Linked DNA regions of Mus musculus: region 2 is linked to region 1. The links are chromatin loops, found by intact Hi-C in ENCODE. Cell type or tissue: heart. All regions are shown on one strand. Each heading gives the region's core, and the rest is flanking DNA. Links, peaks and the distances in the headings are about the cores only. Region 1 holds the start of Smim11 (small integral membrane protein 11). Region 2 overlaps Cryzl1 (crystallin, zeta (quinone reductase)-like 1).

Region 1 (11,644 bases), core at 1,818-9,817:
GCACCGGGCATCCGCTCCCCCCTCCACAGAAGAGGGAGATGAGGTGGAGGTCTCGGTGAGAACTTTGCCTCTCCAGAGCCTTGGACAGGGCTGCTGTCTGCGTCTCCCCACCCGGCACTTTGGGGATTCACTGGCTAGAAATGAAACTGGGAACCTAAAATCTGGGTATCTATCGGTTATCTCAACCGGGATGCATTCTTCTTGTCTGTCCCCTTGGAGGAATGCTAAGCCTGGAAAACAAAACAAAAAACCTGGGACCTATTGTCTTCAGCTGTATAGAACAGGAGTCAATGACCAGTGGACATGAACAAAGGGTCCTAGGCCGAACCCTAACCCCTGCGGACCACCCTCAGGGTTCCTACTTGGATTTCTGCAGTAGCCTCAGATTCCTGCGCAACTGGCCTGAAGCCCATAGCGCCTGCGCTTGGAGAAACACGCTCCTTAATACTAGCGAATCTGCGGGCGCCCTAAAGCCACTGCGCCTGCGTATCAAGTGGTGCCTTTCAAGATGGCGCTTCCGTTCCGAGCGGTGCATTTCGGGACTTGTAGTTTTCACGACGGGATTGTGGGAGTCGTGGTTTGTGAGCAGCAAGCGAGGAGGCCCCGCCGCCCTGAGTGTAAGTGTGTGAGTCTTTGGGGCTCTGGGGAATCCCTTGGTCATCCCGCGTTCTTGTTTCTCCCATGATGACACTTGCTGCCTACGGCTACATAGCCCTTGGGAACTCTAATAGTCTTGTCGCCTTGTTTTGGTGACGCAGGAAGGGAGCGATGATAACTCCTGGCCTTCTACCCACCCCCCACCCCCGTGGAGGCAATGCCTGGGGGCGAGAACCTGGGACTGGGCACTCCCAAGTATCCAGGGATAGCAAATCCCCGTTTGATCCTGTGGTGCCCCAGATCGCAAAGGCGCCAAAGTTGCTTAAACAAGGCGTGTCGTTTCATCTAGTAGGGAAGTGCACCATAACTCACAGGCTCCCCAAAGCCTTGAAATTTGGAATCTGGCCACCCACCCGGATAAGGTGCTTCTGGGTTTCTTGAAAACCAAGGCCTGTGCTGAGTGGGCTAAGTGAGGTCCAGGGGTCATGGCGATTTGAACCTACCGATACTTTAAATGGTTGGCTGAGGAATTGGAGTGAAAGGGGTAGAGACTGGGAGTGAAAACGGCTTCAGACAGTTGACACAAGCTGCTAGGATAGGTGAGTGCATTATATGCTGAGATAGGTGCACCCTCGACTCTGTTAGCCTCGCCAAGGAGCACACGGAGCTTGTGAGCAGACTATTGTCCACGTCGTTTAAATTGGTATAATCAAAGTGAGTGAATGTCTTCTTTGTTTCTAGAATAAAACCTGGCAGGATACTTTGCAATAAAGATCAAAACTACAAACAGTTTTATTTTCTGTCGTTAAGGGTTAAGCCTGGACAGCTCCCTGCATTTCATATATTTTAATGGCCTCCAGCTGTCCTTACCCCAGTGGCTTTGGCTCACCCTCTGCTGCCAGCTGCTGCTTGCTTCTGAATGGCACCAGGAGTCCGTGATATCAGAGCAGACAGCTCACTGCTATGTTTAGCTTTCTTGGTTATCCCCATTTGCAGAAAGCTTGCAAGCTGCCTTGAAATTTAAAGTAGTGGGTGAAAATGAACCTGGCTGCTCTGGGCCCTTCGCTCTCCTCTACCCACCCCACCCACTCCATAGCAGTACAGATTCCCCTTTGCTTTTACTTTTTCCTCCTTCTCTTCCTCTTCTCTTTTTCTTCTCTTTCTCCTTCCTTGGCAGGATTCTGTGCATCTGAGATTGGCCTCCAGCTCAGTCTTTCTCTGTAGCCTTAGATGACCTTGAACTCCCATCCCTTGACCTCCACCTCCCAAGTGCTAGGGTTACAGGCTTGTACCACCAAGGTTGGGTTGTGAGTTACTTGGGCTGAACCGAGAGCTTTGCGTTAGCACTCTGGCTCAGCCACGCCCACAGCCCCCTGCTTCCTTCTCAGAGATCTTACCTCTTAACACTCAGATTGCTAGTCTTTTTGGCATCATGTCCTGTGACATTAGACAGAGCAGAGAGTTGTGAATTCCAGAGTGGGAGACTTACTCCTTGGACGCTGATATCCCAAGAGCGCTTTGGCTCAGGAGCCACATGGCTTTCCCAGGTCACATGCTCAGCCCTTACTGCCACCTGGAGTAGAGTCCTGTCCTCCTTCTTCTTGCCCTTATTCTTTATCCCATGCCTGGCATCTTGTCCAGACTACATCCTGCCCTATTGCTGTTTGTTATCTGAGGACCATTAGCAAAGGAGAGACATTATCAAGACAATAATGCTTGCTGTGTGTTACTCATGCTTCTTAGCGATTACTGGCCAACTTCTGAAGGAGAATTTACTGATGAAGGAGGCTTTGAGAGGCCAAGGTCACATTGCTGCTAAGTGCAATGTGTTTGCCAGACCTCCAGACCCCGGGGTATTTTCTTTCATTTATTTCCTCTTGTCAGCATCTTGGGCCCATTTGTTTCCCTTGACCTTGGGAGTCAGTATCCTGGGCATATCAATTCACAGAGGTGACTTGTGGGAAACAGTTAAATCGTCTACCATATAATATGTATACAACTCAATTAAGAAGGAATTATAAAAATAAAAAAAATATTTTGTTTTAATATACAGTATGGCTAATCCCTAAGATTACTAGACGTTCAAGGTGTAAATTCCAGCAGCAGGTTATAACATGCAAAGAGCTCATTTTTCCAACATAGGTTGGAATCTGCTGCTATTTAAAGGCAAACACTTGCAGGTAGTGGGCACCTTCAACCACCGCTATCGCATTTAAATAGGGCTTTGGATTATACACTTCTTGGTTTATCTGACTTTGCACAAGTCAAAGGCAAAGCTTGGTTATCTTGTGCCAATAGCTAGCTGGTTTTCAAAGTTCTGTAACCTTGAAATAGACTGAGAACTGAATTTTATATATTAGATACTTTTACAACTGGAAATGTTTTTCTACGCCATCTCCCATGAGCTTTACTTAAGGAAACCCATTCTAAAGGTGTGTGGAATTTCCCGTTGCATTTCTAATTCTAGTCTTAAGTTATTATGAAGGAAGTGAGTTTGAAGCAGTCCATCTGTACCCAGGTGACTTGCTGAGGCTGAAGCTCCCAGACCTGGCTGACTGGATGTAAGATAGGCAAGGGGAAGGGAAACCTGGGGGGTCTGCTTGATTGAGCTACACAGTGCTTTCCCAGTAAAGCAAGCCAGGATCTCCCCCACACCCATGTGGAGCTGCATGCACACACCTCTTTAAACAGAGGCTTGTGGGCACTCCAAACTGTAGCTTCTTAGCAATGACCCTCAGTAAGTCCTTTTGGTGACCAAACATATCCTGAAACTAGGCATCATGGCTAGATCCAACATATACTGGTTTGGGGTGCATGCACAGTAAGGCAAACTGTGACCTTAAAATGAACAGTTAGGGAGGGAAAAAAAAATCCCTACTTGCCCTCTTTTGGCTATGTGTAATTGGGAGCAGATAGGATTAAATTGAAATGCATCGTGGGAAAGGATGCGAACTAAAGCTTACATAGCCCATATCGATTAGAACTTAAGGACACCCCACTGATAACAGTCAGCTTCTACCCCCTCCTAAACCCACAAAAGGAAGCCACAGGCTGGTCCACTCCAGCTTAAGGTGCCTGTTGGCCTCTTGTAGAGTACCTGGCCTGTACCACGTCTGTGCTTCTGAACAAAATTCCTTGTCACTTTCTGACCTGTGTCCACCTTCAATTTTTTAAATACAGTACCAAGAACCCAGAGACACCCATTTGGAACAGAGACTTCTGGTCCTAGGTGGGTTCGGATTCTGGTCACACACTAGAGGACCCTGAGCACAGTCCTTATGCCCTATGTGTTCCCCCTTTAAAGTAAAGGGAGTAAAATGGAGACTCACTGGCTTAGCTCATCTAAGCTCATCTAAGCACAGACAGTGGAGTCAGGCTGTGACAACTTCCTATAAAGTCAGGTTCCAGAACTAGCAGGGCACCAGCTGGTTGCCAATGTCCTGTGCAGATGCTTCATCCAGATCACCCGTGTCCTGGCTGTGGAGGCAGGTGCCATAGCTAATGAGACACAGGACTGTGCAGAGCGTCTGTTCTCTGGCTGTCTCTGCACTGTCCCTAGCTCTCAGGACAGGTTTTTTTGTGTTTTTGTATTTTTTCTCCCCCCCCCCACCTTTTTTTTCCTGTCATTCTTTCCCTCCAGATAGTTTTTGGTTTGTTTTTATTTTCAGCCAGGACAAGCACAGTTAGTGTCCAGAAGGTCCTTAATCCCCAAACTAGCTTGTCCTCGTGTCAGGAGCATTGGTGAGTGTGGGCTTTAAGAGCACAGAGGAGTCAGTTGGGAACAGATGCTTCAGCAGGGAGCTGCAGAGAGCCATGAGGAAGGAACGGGGTCACCTGTGCAGAGCCCCCCCCCCCCCTCCTCTACTTGCTCTCTGTTCACAGGCCTCTCCCTATCAAAGACGTGGCTTCCTATTGTGGTCCACCCTGCAGGCTCTGTATTGAAGTTCTGTCTCTCTCTCCCTAGATCAGAACTTCCAGCTCCTTGGGTCCGGCTTTCCAGCTGCCTCTCATGCCTGTGTGTAACAGGTACATTGGTCAGAAGTGAATCACAGCTGGCCCGCCATGAACTGGAAGGTGAGAATAGTTTTTAAAAGTATAGTCTGGTTTTTGTTTTGTTTTTTGTTTTTCCACATATAATATCTGTCACACTAGGGGAACACCTGAGTTCATGGGATCTGGAAATTCCAGCCTTGCTGTAAATGTGTGGTGGGGGGGGTGGGGTGGCAGATGGCATTTGGGGGAGAATAGAAGCAGGTAAGACTTCTCACTTCAGAACCCAGTAAGCAAAGCGGAAGGATAGACCAGAGTCCCTTAAACCTCTGCGGACATAATTCCAGTGACCTGAGAACCTCCCATAAGGCCCCACTCTCTGAAGGTTCACTGCAGTTCATGGTGGCACCACCAGGGGTTAACACACATCATAGCCTTGAAGATGGTAAGAGCAACAATAGAGTAGATACTCTGCATCAGTGGAGTAGATACTCTGTACAGCAGAGTGATAGTTTTTAGTGAATTGAATCTGTTCTCCAACAATGTCATATCTGTATAGCATCTGATGGTCCTCACTCCTGGCTCTCATCATCTCTTCCCACTCCTGTGAACGTCCATTACTCCCCATAGCCCCTACTCACACCCATGCCTTGGTAATCACATTTAATGTTTCCAACGGGTAAGACTTGTGAATTTGCATTTGTTCTTCAGACTGCCGGAGGAAGGCGGGGCCTTTCTCTGAGGATGCCTCCCCTAACCTCAGACTGTCTCACTGTTCTGCAAAAATCAGGCCTTTAAAGCTGCCCTTAGCCGTCCTCACTTTTGTTTCCTTGAAGTCGATGTAACAGGTGAATGCTAGTGCCTCTCAAATCTGTTGTAGCACTTCTGAGGCAGTATGATGGAATTTAGAGGTGGAACCTCTGGCCGTGTGGCTCCCTCTCGCATGGGACCAGAGCCTGTGGTGGCCTATCTCCGTTGTGGGAACCACAATATATTCCTTCCTAAATCGGCTCTTATCGGGTGCTTTATCACAGTGACAGAAAAGTCAGTAAAGCATTGAGTGCCCTTACAGAACAGACCCCAAAGACCTGCCTAGCCCACTTTCTGCTGTGTGAGGACACAAGTCTGTCCCATATCCTGGAAGAGGCCCGCGCTAGCATCCCACCTCGCTGCACTGGCTCTCAGACTTCGTCCTCCATGTGTCTCTTTATGACTTTGATGCACAAGCCTGAGGTGAGGAAAGTGGACTGAGATCTTACAGACCTTCCAGTTTTCCTGGTCCTCATCCATCATTTCATCCAGCTGTTTGCCGAGAGCATTGGGGGTTTTTTCCTAGCCACACTTGATTCTCTCAAAGAATTCAACTCAGTTTTCATGGAAACCACCTTTCAAAAGTCATAAATTACCCACAGGAGCACCAAGGACAAGTTGAACTGCTTGGGAAATGAATAAAAGAGATTCCTATAAACTGTTGGTTAGATTTAGCTGTCAGAACCAAGGTTGGGAGCAGGCAGAGCATACATAGCCCACTAGCCAGTAAAAGCAAGGGAAAGGGCAGGGCTCATTCATTTAAAAGCCTGAAAGCCTAGAGGTAAGGTGGGGGGCGTTGGTTAAAAGACCAGCTGACTAGCCAGGTGCACACCTATAATGCCAGAAGGTGGGAAGTAGAGACGGAAGAATCAGGTAGAGATAGAGCCAGGTACAGATAGGTGGAGAGAGAGTTCAGGGCTAGCCTTGACTACACAGGGCAGCTGATATCAGGCAGATCCTAGGAGCTTGCTAGCCAGCCAGTGTAGCTGAAATCGTGAGCTGAGCTCCATGTTCAGTGACAAGTAAGAAAAACAATGCTCATGCAGGCACAAGCATGTGGACCAGCACACATAACATATGCAGTCACACACACACATGAGCATTGTGCACACACGCATGCATGCTTGCACTATTGTGCACATGTACACGCATGCACATAAACAAATACATAATACAGTTACACACTCATGCACATGAATACATGTTTGAACACACACATACACTTACACACACATGTACAGGCACACGTGCACAAAAGCACATACACACATATACCCACTCACACACATAAGCATGTGTACACATATACATACAAGTGTGCACACACATGCATGCACATTCATATGAATGAATGCACATACCCCCACTCACATACATAAACATATGTACATACATACTCGCACACAGGCACACACATGCATGCACACATGACCTCATGCACTCACACACAGTTGATCTCACCTGTTCCAGCAGTAGTCATTTCCTCCCTTACAGGTCTGCATATTTTGAGAGATAAAAGGAGCTTAAAGGATGTCTTAGTCAGGGTTTTTATGCCTGCACAAACATCATGACCAAGAAGCAAGTTGGGGAGGAAAGGGTTTATTCAGCTTACACTTCCACACTGCTGTTGATCACCACAGGAAGTCAGGACTGGAACTCAAACAGGTCAGGAAGCAGGAGCTGATGCAGAGGCCATGGAGGGATGTTTCTTACTGGCTTGCTTCCCCTGGCTTGCTCGGCCTGCTCTCGTATAGAACCAAGACTACCAGCCCAGAGATGGTCCCACCCACAAGGGGCCTTTCCCCCTTGATCACTAATTGAGAAAATGTTTTACAGTTGTATCTCATGGAGGCACTTCCTCAACTGAAGCTCCTTTCCCTGTGATAACTCTAGCTGTGTTGACACACAAAACCAGCCAGAACAAAGGATAAGAGGAGATGATCGAGAAATTGAGGCCAACTGAAGCCAGTTTCTGCCCCGGATGGGGCACAGAGTGGGGCAGACTCTTTAGTTCTTCAGTTTTGCTGCCCTCTGCTGGCATCACTCTCCCACCCCTGCCCTCCGGCCTGGAAACTCTTGCCTCTCTGGTCCCCTTAAGAAAGTAAATAATGGAACCACCTAGCCATGTCTGTCAGCTGTAATTCCTTTTCAGTTTGTTCTCTACCCTCCTGATTAGATAACACATCCCTGCCCCTGCTAAAGCTGACTGAGGCTTGTACCATGGAGAACCAAGGCCTGTGACATTAGCTGCATCTTGCGAGGACCCCAGGATATATCAGTGGGGATGAGACAGTACCCTGTCGAGATCTGAGGCAGTCTCAGCCTTGGGCAGCCTGGGCACGTAAGGAGGTTTATAGCAATGCTTACATTCCCCATCAGCTAGATTGTGAGTGTGGAGTCAAGCTTGACCAGTAGCGCTCAGGAGCAGCCTCGTGACAGGTCCTGTCATCAGGATACATGCCCATCATGTCGTTTGTTCTGACATCGTTATGATCCTCCACTGCACCTAAGCTGTGTGATCCTCACTCTTCAGTAGTGGGTGAAAGTGGACATAGTTACCGTCTTAGTTAAATTAAACAACTAGAGTATATCTTCTTCCTCACTCTATTATTCTACCACAGGGCAACCTTCCTCAGAAATCCTCAGATAGCCATTCCTAATAGTTAATAGTTTCTAAGGTACTGAGTTCAGCTGAGTTGTAGCTGACTTGCAGGACGAAATTGTAAACCAGATTCAGGTGGAAGGACAAGACGTGTTACTGGGAAATTCAGCGATGGAGAGTCTGGTACGTCTTGCTTTCTCCTCACCAGTTAGCCACCTCTCCGTAGTTAGAGTCCTCATCTGTTCAGTCAGGACTGTCTGTCCCCTCCATGGGGCTGGGTGCAGACGCAAGGAGACAGTCCACAGAAAACACAGGGCACACAGACTTTCCTGGATATAGCAACTGCTGCTCCATCTGCAACATGGAAGAGACAGTCACTAAAGGTTTAGATACAATTGGAGGGACACAAATGTGTATAAATTGGAATCAGGAGCTGGGGACTGGTTTCATTCTAACCCTGGCCGTTTCTTCAGCCCCTTACATTAGCATATATATCTCAGGGCTGCCTACCTGGGAATGGTGCCACCCGCAATAGGCTGAGCCCTCCTACACCAATTAATAAATGCAGACAGTCCCCCATGGACACACCCACAGGCCAGTCTGGTCTAGGCAGCTGCTTCTGCTGGGAGCCAGCCCAGCCTGGAAGGGTTTGAAGTGGGACCCAGTGTCAGACGTAGAGGTAGATTTAAAGACTGATGGTTTCTGGCCTTCTAGCTCTCTATACTTAGTGTTTGCTGATAACTTCTGAAAACATCCTAAAAACTTTCTTGCTTATTCTGTGGTTAAAAAACGCTGGCTTGGGTGATTAACACTGTTGCCTAGCAGCGGGGGCATTTAATTAAAAAAATGTATCGCCATCACTCCCCTCTCTGTCCAGGCAGCCAGAAGCCTCTCTGGCTAGGCTGGTTAACTCTTTGTGAACCAGAGAGGAAGGAAAAGAAAAGAATTAAGATGCTTTATACACTGCACAGACACACTCTGGCCATTGATTGTCTGTCACAAACAACAAGTGTTTGCGCATGCTTACATGCATACACACATGTACCTATACATGTACATATAGACAAACAGACATATACACTTTGGATGGATGGATAGATGGTTAGATGGATGGATGGATGGATGGGGCAGAGCTCCCCAAGCCAAACCATTTAATCAACAACTGTATCTCTTTCCTCTGGTCTTTTTATACCTCCTTAGACAAAAAGTTCCTTAGAAAATTACCTCAAAGATAAAATGTTATCATAAAATGGGAGTTACAGAGGGATGTTGATATTAAGTTCAAGGCAGTGTTTCATAATAATATGCTCATTATAAGTTCAAAGCCACAGTTTTTTCATGGCCTTGCCTTATCATAGTGCACACCTGTGGCTTTATCCTTGGACTGAAACGTTTTTCCTTACACACAATCTGTCCCAAGTTTATTTCTCTTTTTAGTGTGACGATGAAAACTCATTGTATTTCTTATTATGCAGCCTTCACTTACTATTATGACGGGTGGGTACATTCCGTGCTTGATTCTAACTTTATTACATCTTTCTAGCAAAGTGACTAAGACCTTCTTTTAAAACTTCCTAAAATTTGAATCAAATCAAGAAGTCTATAGAATCATTAATTCATCTAAATAGCATTAATTCATGAAAGTTTATCCTTATGTTGATCTGCCGGAAATCTGATCAATAGGGTGAGACAATGCCAAGAAACTACTCTGTTAATTTAATGATGACAGGGAAGGCAGAGCAGCTGCAAGAAGCAATCCTGAGGTGAAGTTTCTCTGGGCCTTGCCATTGAGCTCACCCATCACAGACCATGCAAAAATGGTGGGCCACCTCCAGGAAGGCCACCTGCTAGCCTTAGCCTATACTAGATGGCTCCTGACATCTCCAATCTAGACTTTCCTCTCAGATGATTATAGATTGTATCAAGTTGTCAGTTAAGCTAACTAGGACACCATTGTGGTCCAGGAGTCTAGCCTCAGCTTGAAACATTGTAGGTGCTCGGTAACATTTGCAAAAGGAAGGAACCGAGACTCCACATCACTGCTAGAGCAATCAGCCTGTGTCTTTCTCCTTGAGGTTCTTGAACACGTGCCCCTGCTGCTGTATATCCTGGCGGCAAAAACCCTGATCCTGTGCCTGGCCTTTGCGGGCGTGAAAATGTACCAAAGGAGAAGCCTGGAAGGAAAACTGCAAGCAGAGAAGAGGAAGCAGTCAGAGAAGAAAGCGAGCTGAAGAGACATTAGAGGTACTGGGCTTTGCAAACAAAACCTCTCCAGAGGGCTTCAGTGCCCAACCAAGGGTGTGGTGCCCTGAGATCTCTGCATCCTTGGTCTGAGGCGCTGCAAGAGGGCACATGGGCACTGCAGCCAGGGTGCAAAGCCAGAGCCTCAGCCCCGCTCTGACCATTTAGAGTATCAGTCCTCTGCGCCGAGCCTGTTGTGCTTCTTAGTGGGAGGGGTTGGCTTAGGACCCTGACTCCAGCTACAGGCCAGAAAAGCCCATGTACTAAGACATGCACGTTTGGTGGAGGAGGAGATGGAGACAGGTCAAATTAAGGAGCCCTGCTATCTTCAGGATGATGTCTGGCTCCCTGTTGGCAAATGATCCCTTCCAATCTGTTCATCATCTGGCCAAACCTCACCTGCCCACATCTCCAGTCCTCTCCCCGGACTCCCTCACCTGCCCACGTCTCCAGTCCTCTCCCCGTGCTCCCTCACCTGCCCACATCTCCAGTCCTCTCACCGTGCTCCCTCACCTGCCCATGTCTCCAGTCCTCTCCCTGGGCTCCCTTGGCATTTCTGCATCACGGAGACCTTTATGCCCCTGTGTTCCTAGCCAGCCCTTTCTGGCAGCTCCTGCCCAAGCTTGGGGCTTGTGTATTACTGCATCTGGTGCCTCTCTGTGTGCATGGGGTGGGGTGGAGGACTCAAGGGCCCTGGGAGCTTTTCTTAAGGCCTTGCCACAGATACGCCTGATTATTTACTTGTGTGTGCGAATTTCAAAGTATCAAGCTGAACTCCGAGCCTTTCTTAGTATCAGGATTCAAATATGGTGAGCAAGGATTTCAGATTCTAGATTCTGGTTCCAGAACCCAGCTGAACATCAGAATTTCTATACTCGGCTGTGTGGATTCCTGGGTTGCTTGTTAAGAGCACAGCTTCCCAGGCCCCAGCCTCAGGAAAGGGCACTGGGTCCACCGTTCAGTCTGGGCAGCCGGTGCTTTGAAAATCCCACAGGTGATTTTTATATAGTCTGCTCAGCTCCAGGTCACCGTGGGAACCGCCTCTGGCGTCACGGCACTGCCCACCTGATGCCATGCTTCTGAAAGCCGGAGCTCCCTCGGGCTGTCGAGTAAAGTAGGCTCCTTGGTGACAGCGAGACTGGGGCAAGCGTTTCACCGTGCATGTCATGCCTCAGCCCTCCTGACAACTCCCCAAGGTGATGTCAGGCTGAAAGAACAGTAGAGAACAGATCTGGGAACCGAACCACCTTACTCACTCCCCAATTGTGCCACCTCCAAAACGTGCAATACGGAGACCATAGGAGCACTGTTGTATGCCACTCATCCATGCTTGCTGCCACTCGCTGGCCCTCAGACTAACTTACCAGGCAGAGTAACTTACCACCGTGGAGTCTTGCCTTTCAA
Region 2 (8,000 bases), core at 1-8,000, 610 kb before region 1:
GGGAGTTAACATTCATCAGTTGATCCGGTTGGTAACAGGTTCAACTTGTTTCCATAAATTCTTTTATTTGTTTCAAAAATGAGAAAAAAAAACAAGTTAATATGCATCTATTTGTGGCAGTTTTAATGAAAAATGTCCCCCACCGGTTCCTGAGTCTGAAGAATCAGCCCCGGTTGGTGTTAGAGAAGTTATGGAGCCTTTAGAAGGTGCATCCTTGTTGGAGGAAGCGCTTCACCGGGGCAGGCTTTGATGGTCTATGGCCTGGCCTCATCCCTGCTTACTGCTCGCTCTCTCTCCCTCTCTCTCACCTATCTTGATGACAAGGCTTCCCAGCCATTATGGAACTGTAGGCCCAACTGAACCCTTCCATAAACTGCTTTTGGTCATGGTGCTTGCCGTAGCAACAAAAATGTAACTAACATACTATGTTACTAGCAATCAATAGTATATCCATATTAAGAAAAATAACAATAAATAAGAAGATCTGGAGAGGGGCTGGAGAAATGGCTCAGCAGTTAAGAGCACTGACTGGCCGGGTGGTGGTGGCACACCCCTTTAATCCCAGCACTCAGGAGGCAGAGGCAGGCGGATTTCTGAGTTCGAGGCCAGCCTGGTCTACAGAGTGAGTTCCAGGACAGCCAGGGCTATACAGAGAAACCCTGTCTCGAAATACCAAAAAAAAAAAAAAAAAAAAAAAAAAAAAAAAGAGAGAGAGAGAGAGAGCACTGACTGTTCTTCCAGGGTCCTGAGTTCAAATCCCAACAACCACCTGGTGGCTCAAACCCATCTGTAATGAGATCTGATGCCCTCTTCTGATGTGTCTGAAGACAGCTACAGTGTACTTACATATAATAAATAAATAAATCTTAAAAAAAGAAAAAAAGAAGGTCTGGAGAGAGGCTCATTGGTAAGATCACTTGCTGTATTTGTAAAGGACCCAGGTTTGGTTCCCAGTTCTCAAGTGAGCCATAAGTGTCTGTAACTCTAGTTTCAGGGGACCTGACACCCTCTTTTGGTCTCCTTGGACACTAGGTACACAGACATACACATAAATAAATAAATAAACTTCTAAAAAAAGTTCCATTATGATACTTATAAAATTAAACTGTAAGCATTTAGGAATATTTTATGCAGTGGCACCATCATAAAAGTTAAGTATGCTACCAATTTAGGTATCAGGTAATGCCAGGTTAAAAGCAAAAGAAAAATTTCCACTTGTCTCATTCTTTATCTCCCATTCAGAAGGGGTTAGACCCTGTGGTGTGATTATGACTCTGTCTCTTGCTCCCTGCACCACTGGGCACCCAACAGTAGCCTCTCACCTGTGAAATGGAGCTACATTACTCAGGCATCATAGACTTAATGTTTAAATGAATACAAGATACATGTCACACTGTCAGACAGACTCAAGGAAAGTTCACAGCTAATTATCATTTCTTATTGTTACATTGAAAGAATTTATGAGTACAAGGCAATTCAAAGCTAGCAATTCAAATTCAAGTCAGTACAAAAAAAGGATATAAAGATATTTTCCCTGTTGTGCATTTGACAAATTCCAAACTTCATCATTAAGGAAAGCCACCGTTGCTCCCTTGAGGAAAAGGCAGTGGCTATCTGGAGGATCCAACTTTATAGAAGAGACAAAGACAAAGCAACCACTATTAAGTTGAACAGCACAAAGATGCTCAGACTACAAAGTCTTTAGTACAAATTAAACATTGTAGGAAGCATAGCACTTGCTACAAGCTTAAACAGCCAGTAGTTACCTGCCATTAGTTAACTCTTAGGTTTCCTTCTCTATGCTGTGATGAAGTAGATAGAACAGGGCAGTTGCAGGGCCGATCTGGCATCTGGGGGAGATGGGGTAATGTGTTTGATAGCTTCTCTGTGTGCCTTCTGCCCACTACTGTCAGGCACCTTTGTCTGGACTGGTATATTATTATAGTACTTATATATTAGCTATGATATAAACATTCAATTAGAATTCTGTTGAAAAATATTTCCTTGGGAGGTAATTCATCTATATAGACATACAGGAATATCAATTTGGGTTATAAAATTATGATAGTATTATTTATAATTATTTCATTACAGTTATAAGGTTACTGGAAAGAAAATTTTTAGGGTCTGGGAGATGACTCAAGCTACCAATGTAGTTGTTGCATAGACACAAGGACCCAAGGTCGGACGCTAGCACCCAGTAAAAGGCCAGGTGCAGCAACACACCTGTCATCCCAGATGTAAAAGGCCAGGTGCAGCAACACACCTGTCATCCCAGATGTAAAAGGTCAGGTGCAGCAGCACACCTGTCATCCCAGATGTAAAAGGCCAGGTGCAGCAGCACACCTGTCATCCCAGATGTAAAAGGCCAGGTGCAGCAGCATACCTGTCATCCCAGATGTAAAAGGCCAGGTGCAGCAGCACACCTGTCATCCCAGATGTAAAATGCCAGGTGCAGAGGCACACCTGTCATCCCAGATGTAAAAGGCCAGGTACAGAGGCACACCTGTCATCCCAGATGTAAAAGGCCAGGTGCAGCAGCACACCTGTCATCCCAGATGTAAAATGCCAGGTGCAGAGGCACACCTGTCATCCCAGATGTAAAAGGCCAGGTACAGAGGCACACCTGTCATCCCAGATGTAAAAGGCCAGGTGCAGCAGCACACCTGTCATCCCAGATGTAAAATGCCAGGTGCAGTAGCACAGCTGTCATCCCAGAGCTAGAGAGGCAGAGACAGGATACTTGGGTCTTGGTGCCAGCCAGTCTAGCCAAACTGGCAAGCTTTAAACTCAGTGAGAGATCCTCTCTCAAAAGATAGGGTGGAGAACAATAGAGGGAGAGACCAGATGTTTACCTCTGGCCTCTCTTGCATATACACGTGTACACAACCATAAAAGTGTAATATGAAATACAATTTAAAAATACAACTGTAACTCATTCTAACTGAACCACTTCCCTGCTGGATAGAATCTGACCAGTGCATACCTAACACAGAAAAGAAGCTCCATTCTTTTAAGCCCAGGGTGTAATTAGAACTTATGCTGCTCTTTGCTAATGGCATTCCCTTGGTGTAATAGCAAGGCTTTACTATTTCTGATAATACCTGAAGGTTTTCTTCTGTTGTTACCCAATGGCCTCCGACACCAAGAAGTGTGATGATGTCATGCTTATGTGGCAGATGTAACTTTACAGCTGGTTCATCATCTTTACTATATAATCTCACTTACAAATGAGTAAGTAAAAAAGAGAAAAAAGAGAATTTATAAAAATCTGACAATTTATTTTATTTATCAGTCAGTTTTATAGCAAGAAACACTTTTCTTTGGAAAAGGCAAACTTAGTTGGTTTTACACTATACCAAAATGTACTCTAGACTTAATTAAAATTAAATGCAAAATAAATTTTTATTTGGAAGCAAGCAAGGTATGTCTCATGATAATTCTAAGCAGCCTGGCTTCATACAACGGGGTGAAGTGCTGTCTCATTAACTGACAGAGTCACATGCACTGAAGCCCACACGTGAGAAGTGAGCACACTGATGTACAGTATACACTGCCACTGACGACTTCATACGTCAGCTTCCAATCCTGGAAAACAAACATCAGGGAGGCCCACACAGAATGGCTACAGTACAACAGAGTACAAGTACAGTCACTGTGCGGCTCCTAACGCTGACTCTTCAGGAGGAGTGATGCCGCCACATGTGCACGACTAGGTGTGAGATGGCTTCAAGTTAAATGTAAAAGCTCACAAAGAGATGGGACAAACTTGTTTCCCTCTATAGCAGTACAGAGGTCAGCCGTCCACTAGAGGGCAGCCATGCAGTACCCGTGCCTAGGGAATGCTGGGCAGGCGTGTAGTAGTAGCGACCCTCTGTGGAGACTCATCCTGATGACGGTTTTCTCACAGGGTTCCCCTGTTCTGTTTAAGCTTCAGTGCCTAAGGCTTAAAACCTGTGCTCTCTTCCAGAGGAACAGCGTTGAGGATGGGAATCAGGGAAGGAGTTAGACTTTAAATAATTTTTAATTAAAAACAAATCCTTAAACATCCAACTTTATGAGTGCAGTAATAATTAGTTCCTAGTTAAACCTTTTCTTCAATTTATCTAACTAAAAATATCACACAGGCTACTCAGTTCTCAGGAACCCACCTCCTGCATCTGCTCGGTTCTCAGGTACCCACCTCCTGCATCTATGACAATATCTACTCCCAGGCCACCTGTTTCCTCCAAACAGCTTTCAGCAACATGGACTTTCCCATTAGACACATCAATCACACGGGCTGTAAAGGACAGGAAATGAAGCAATTGTACTGTTTTCTTTGCGATCAACACAAACAGATTGGGGGGAAGGAAAAAAAAAACAGCTAGTAAGTTTCGACAATTATTAAATTAAAAGGAAAAAGTCAATCCTGCTTAAACTGTTTCTTTAGGAATTCAATCTGGGTTGGCAGCTCCACTAGGCTGAAAACATCCGAGGCTGGCCTGTGACAGAGTCAGCTGTCTCTGAGCACGGGACAGTCTGCCAGCCCCAGGAACCAGAGATGCGTCCTGTGTCTGTACACTGTGACACTCATCATTTCATCCCTTCTCACTCACGGACCCACCTCCCCTGGCTCCTCTAGCTCCCTGGAATGGATAACAGCCCTGAATGTGAGGAACAGGAATGTGATTGGTTTTGGTAGAGATAGGGTAAAAATCAAGCTAATTTTGATTGGCTTCACTTATTGCATATGTGCGTGTGCACACGCACACAAACACACACTTTTTTGTATCTGCGTGCTAAGTGAAGGACATGGATAAACCCTGGACCTTATCAATTGCAAAAAAGCAGACCTCTACGGAGCTATGTTCTTAGCTCTTGAAAGAACTATAGCAATAGGAAAATGAATTATATTAATAGTACAATAGAACTATACTGAGAATTGAAAAAAATTTTCAGAATTTCAACTAATGAGGATATAATTCTATTTCATTTTGTTCTTAGTACCTCGGTGAGGACAATGTTTGTCAGAGCTGTTCAGACTACAGGCAGAGTCTAACAGCAATCTGTGACTCTTGGTGGTAAGATAGGGCAAGGATGGGGTGCAGGGTGAGGGTGAGAGTGCAGAAGCAGGGTGCAGGAATGCAGGGGTGCAGGGTGAAGGTGAGAGTACAGACAGGGGTGCAGGGTGAGAGTGTAGAAGCAGGGGCTGTAGGGTGAGAGTGTAGAAGCAGGGGTGCAGGGTGAGAGTGCAGAAGCAGGGGCTGCAGGGTGAGGGTGAGAGTGCAGAAGCAGGGGTGAAGGTGAGAGTGCAGAAGCAGGGCTACAGGGTGAGGGCGAGAATGCAGAAGCAGGGGTACGGGGCTGCAGGGTGAGAGTGCAGAAGCAGGGGTGCAGGGACTGCAGGGTGAGAGTGCAGAAGCAGGGGTGCAGGGTGAGAGTGCAGAAGCAGGGGTGCAGGGTGAGAGTGCAGAAGCAGGGGTGCAGGGTGAGAGTGCAGAAGCAGGGGTGCAGGGTGAGAGTGCAGAAGCAGGGGCTGCAGGGTGAGAGTGCAGAAGCAGGGGCTGCAGGGTGAGAGTGCAGAAGCAGGGGTGCAGGGTGAGAGTGCAGAAGCAGGGGTGCAGGGTGAGAGTGCAGAAGCAGGGGTGCAGGGTGAGAGTGCAGAAGCAGGGCTGCAGGGTGAGAGTGCAGAAGCAGGGGTGCAGGGATGGCTTACACTGCACATACTGCTCTTCCAGAGGACCTGAGATCAGCTCCCAGGTTCCTGGTGCCATTGTCACACAATTCTCAACTGTCTGAAACTCCAGCTTCAGGGGATCTGGTTCCCTATTTTGGAACAGCACCCGCACACATGTGGCATACATACACGCATATAAAATAAATTGTAAACAAAAACTTTACACGAAGGTGCTGGGTAATCCTGTAGGGGGAGAATTAGCCAACAGGCAAACATTTTCAAGAACACAGTCGTAGCTATCTACCTCTGTCCTAAGCTTTCTCCCCATCTTCCCATGCCAGAGAGAGGAACACAGGCCTTCTTACATGATAGGTAGGAGTCTATTACTGAACTACAATTGGCACCTCCATTCCACTTTCTCTTTGTGTGTATATGAACATTTGCAAATGTTTATAGGTGAACATGCTCTCATATGCACTTGAGGATGGAGGCCCAAAGTCTACAGTGGAAATGATCCTCAACTGTTCTGCAGTAAACAAAATAAACAAAAACCCCAACTGTTTCGTATTACATTCATTGTGTGCATGTGTACAAGTTCTCATGTGTGTGCCACAGCAGAGGACAGCTTTTCTCTTCCCACCACGTGGGTCCCAGGGAAGGCATTTGGTGGCATGTATCTTTACCCACTGGCCCATCCACTTGTGTACTGACTGAGGTAGGGTTTCCCACAGACGCTGTCTTGTCATTCAGCCTGACTAATGTAGCCAGCTTCCCCAGGGACCCCATCAGCCTCTACTTCCCAGTGCTGACTACAGGACATGGGTTCTGGGATTCAACTCTGGTTTTCATGTTTGAGTGGTGACTGCTTTACCCACCGTGCCATCTCCCTGCCCCCCAGTTTTATTCTCAAACATCTTCAATCTCCAGCTTTTCCCCCTTAGCTCCTGTATTACCTTGCTTCTATCTCTGTTTATCTTTGTCAGATGCAGAAAGCAGCAACAGAAAGAACTTGGGACTAAAGTCTTAGTCCAGTCCTTTGTCTTGTTTATATCTTTTCCCTCCCTCCCTCCCTCCCTCCCTCCCTCCCTCCCTCCCTCCCTTCCTTCCTTCCTTCCTTCTTCCTTTTTGGTTTTGCCAGACAGTGTTTCCCTTTGTAACAGCATTGGCTGTCTTTATTTATTTATTTAAATATTTTATTTATATAAGTGCACTGTAGCTGTCTTCAGACACACCAGAAGAGGGCATCAGATCTCATTACAGATGGTTGTGAGCCACCAGGTGGGTGCTGGGAACTGAACTCAGGATATATGGAAGAACTGTCAGTGTTCTTGACCTCTGAGCCATCTCTCCAGCCCCCAGCATTGGCTGTCATTGAACTCATTCAGTAGACCAGGCTGGCCTTGAACTCAGAGATCCACCTGCTTCTGCCTTCCCAGTGCTGGGATTGATAGGCCTGTGCCACCCACCACTGCTCAGTTATATCTAGAAGAAGCCAGTTAGACTCTGAAAGCGCTGTTAGTTGCCAAGGGCTTTAAGTCACATTTCACATGACTTTTCCTGACTGCCCTTCCCTCATGCTCTGCTTGTTTTTCTCTGTTACTTTCTGTTACTTTCTTCATTCCAGTCTTTCCTTGTTCTTCTGTCCACTATCCCTAGCCTCAATACTTTTCTTCTTTTCTGTTCAACCTTTCCGAGAGCTTACCAGCCTCCACCATGACCTGCACATTTCAGCTGTAGCTGGCCTGTGTTTATGTGTACATGGGTCTGCTTCTCTGCATTCTGCACAAGGCAGGCAGTGTTCACGGCTGAGAACTATTGATTATCAGCTAAAATAGAGACAACCTGTGTTTCTAAATTGTATCAAAGTTGACTTGGTTTAAACTTGGTTAAGTTGGTAATAACAGAACAAGGAAGAAAAAAACTGAAGATGTAAAATAAGAAAAAAAATGTAGGTTTAGAATCTTAAATAGGGGATGAAGATGTAGCTCAGTGGTAGTGCCCTTACCCAGCACACATGAGGCCCTGGGAAACCAAATGCACAGACACCAGTAATGAGAAACCCCAGTAGTGAACGGCATCACCTGAGGAAAGCTGAGGCTAGCTCAGATGCTAAGAGCATTTTAAAGTTTATTTTTATTTGGGATTCTGTACTTTGTTTTACCTGTGTAAGTTTTTCCTTCCTTCCTTCCTTCCTTCCTTCCTTCCTTCCTTCCTTCCTTCCTTCCTTTCTTCCTCTTTTTTTTCTTCCTCTCCTTTTTAAAGAAGGATCTCAATGGTACCTTAGGCTGGCCTTGAACTCATGATTCTCCTGCCTCACCCTGCTGAGTGTTGGGACTGCAGG

Evidence for each region. Hi-C counts contacts between places; a loop is a spot of excess contacts. Peaks named below come from ENCODE experiments on the same cell type or tissue, not always from the same donor. Only the 100,000 strongest peaks of a DNase experiment are listed, where the experiment ranks them.
Region 2: a loop joins it to region 1, with 3 times the contacts of the local background. A loop is called at or near these places in 2 of 42 quality-filtered maps.

Annotation. Positions count from the first base shown.
Region 1 is chr16:92,300,727-92,312,370 of GRCm38, forward strand. It overlaps Smim11 (small integral membrane protein 11), which reads left to right and starts at 577. Exons shown (of 4, transcript NM_138743.2): 1 at 577-617; 2 at 4,562-4,671; 3 at 10,075-10,243. The coding sequence starts at 4,660. The coding sequence ends at 10,230. 1700048M11Rik (RIKEN cDNA 1700048M11 gene) reads right to left here. Exons shown (of 2, transcript NR_045300.1): 1 at 11,622-11,644; 2 at 7,990-8,353. In heart, for the core only: CTCF peaks have their summits at 5,005 and 7,447 (motif pointing left); no DNase peak of the experiment used is centred there; H3K4me3 peaks cover 411 bases; H3K27ac peaks cover 513 bases.
Region 2 is chr16:91,691,078-91,699,077 of GRCm38, forward strand. Cryzl1 (crystallin, zeta (quinone reductase)-like 1) reads right to left here. Exons shown (of 13, transcript NM_133679.2): 9 at 4,184-4,282; 10 at 3,105-3,223; 11 at 1,522-1,627. The region is part of intron 1 of Gm10785 (predicted gene 10785); the gene reads left to right. Among named protein-coding and RNA genes, the nearest start is that of Gm10785, 6.2 kb to the left of the region's middle. In heart, for the core only: a CTCF peak has its summit at 3,802 (motif pointing right); a DNase peak (open chromatin) is centred at 3,744.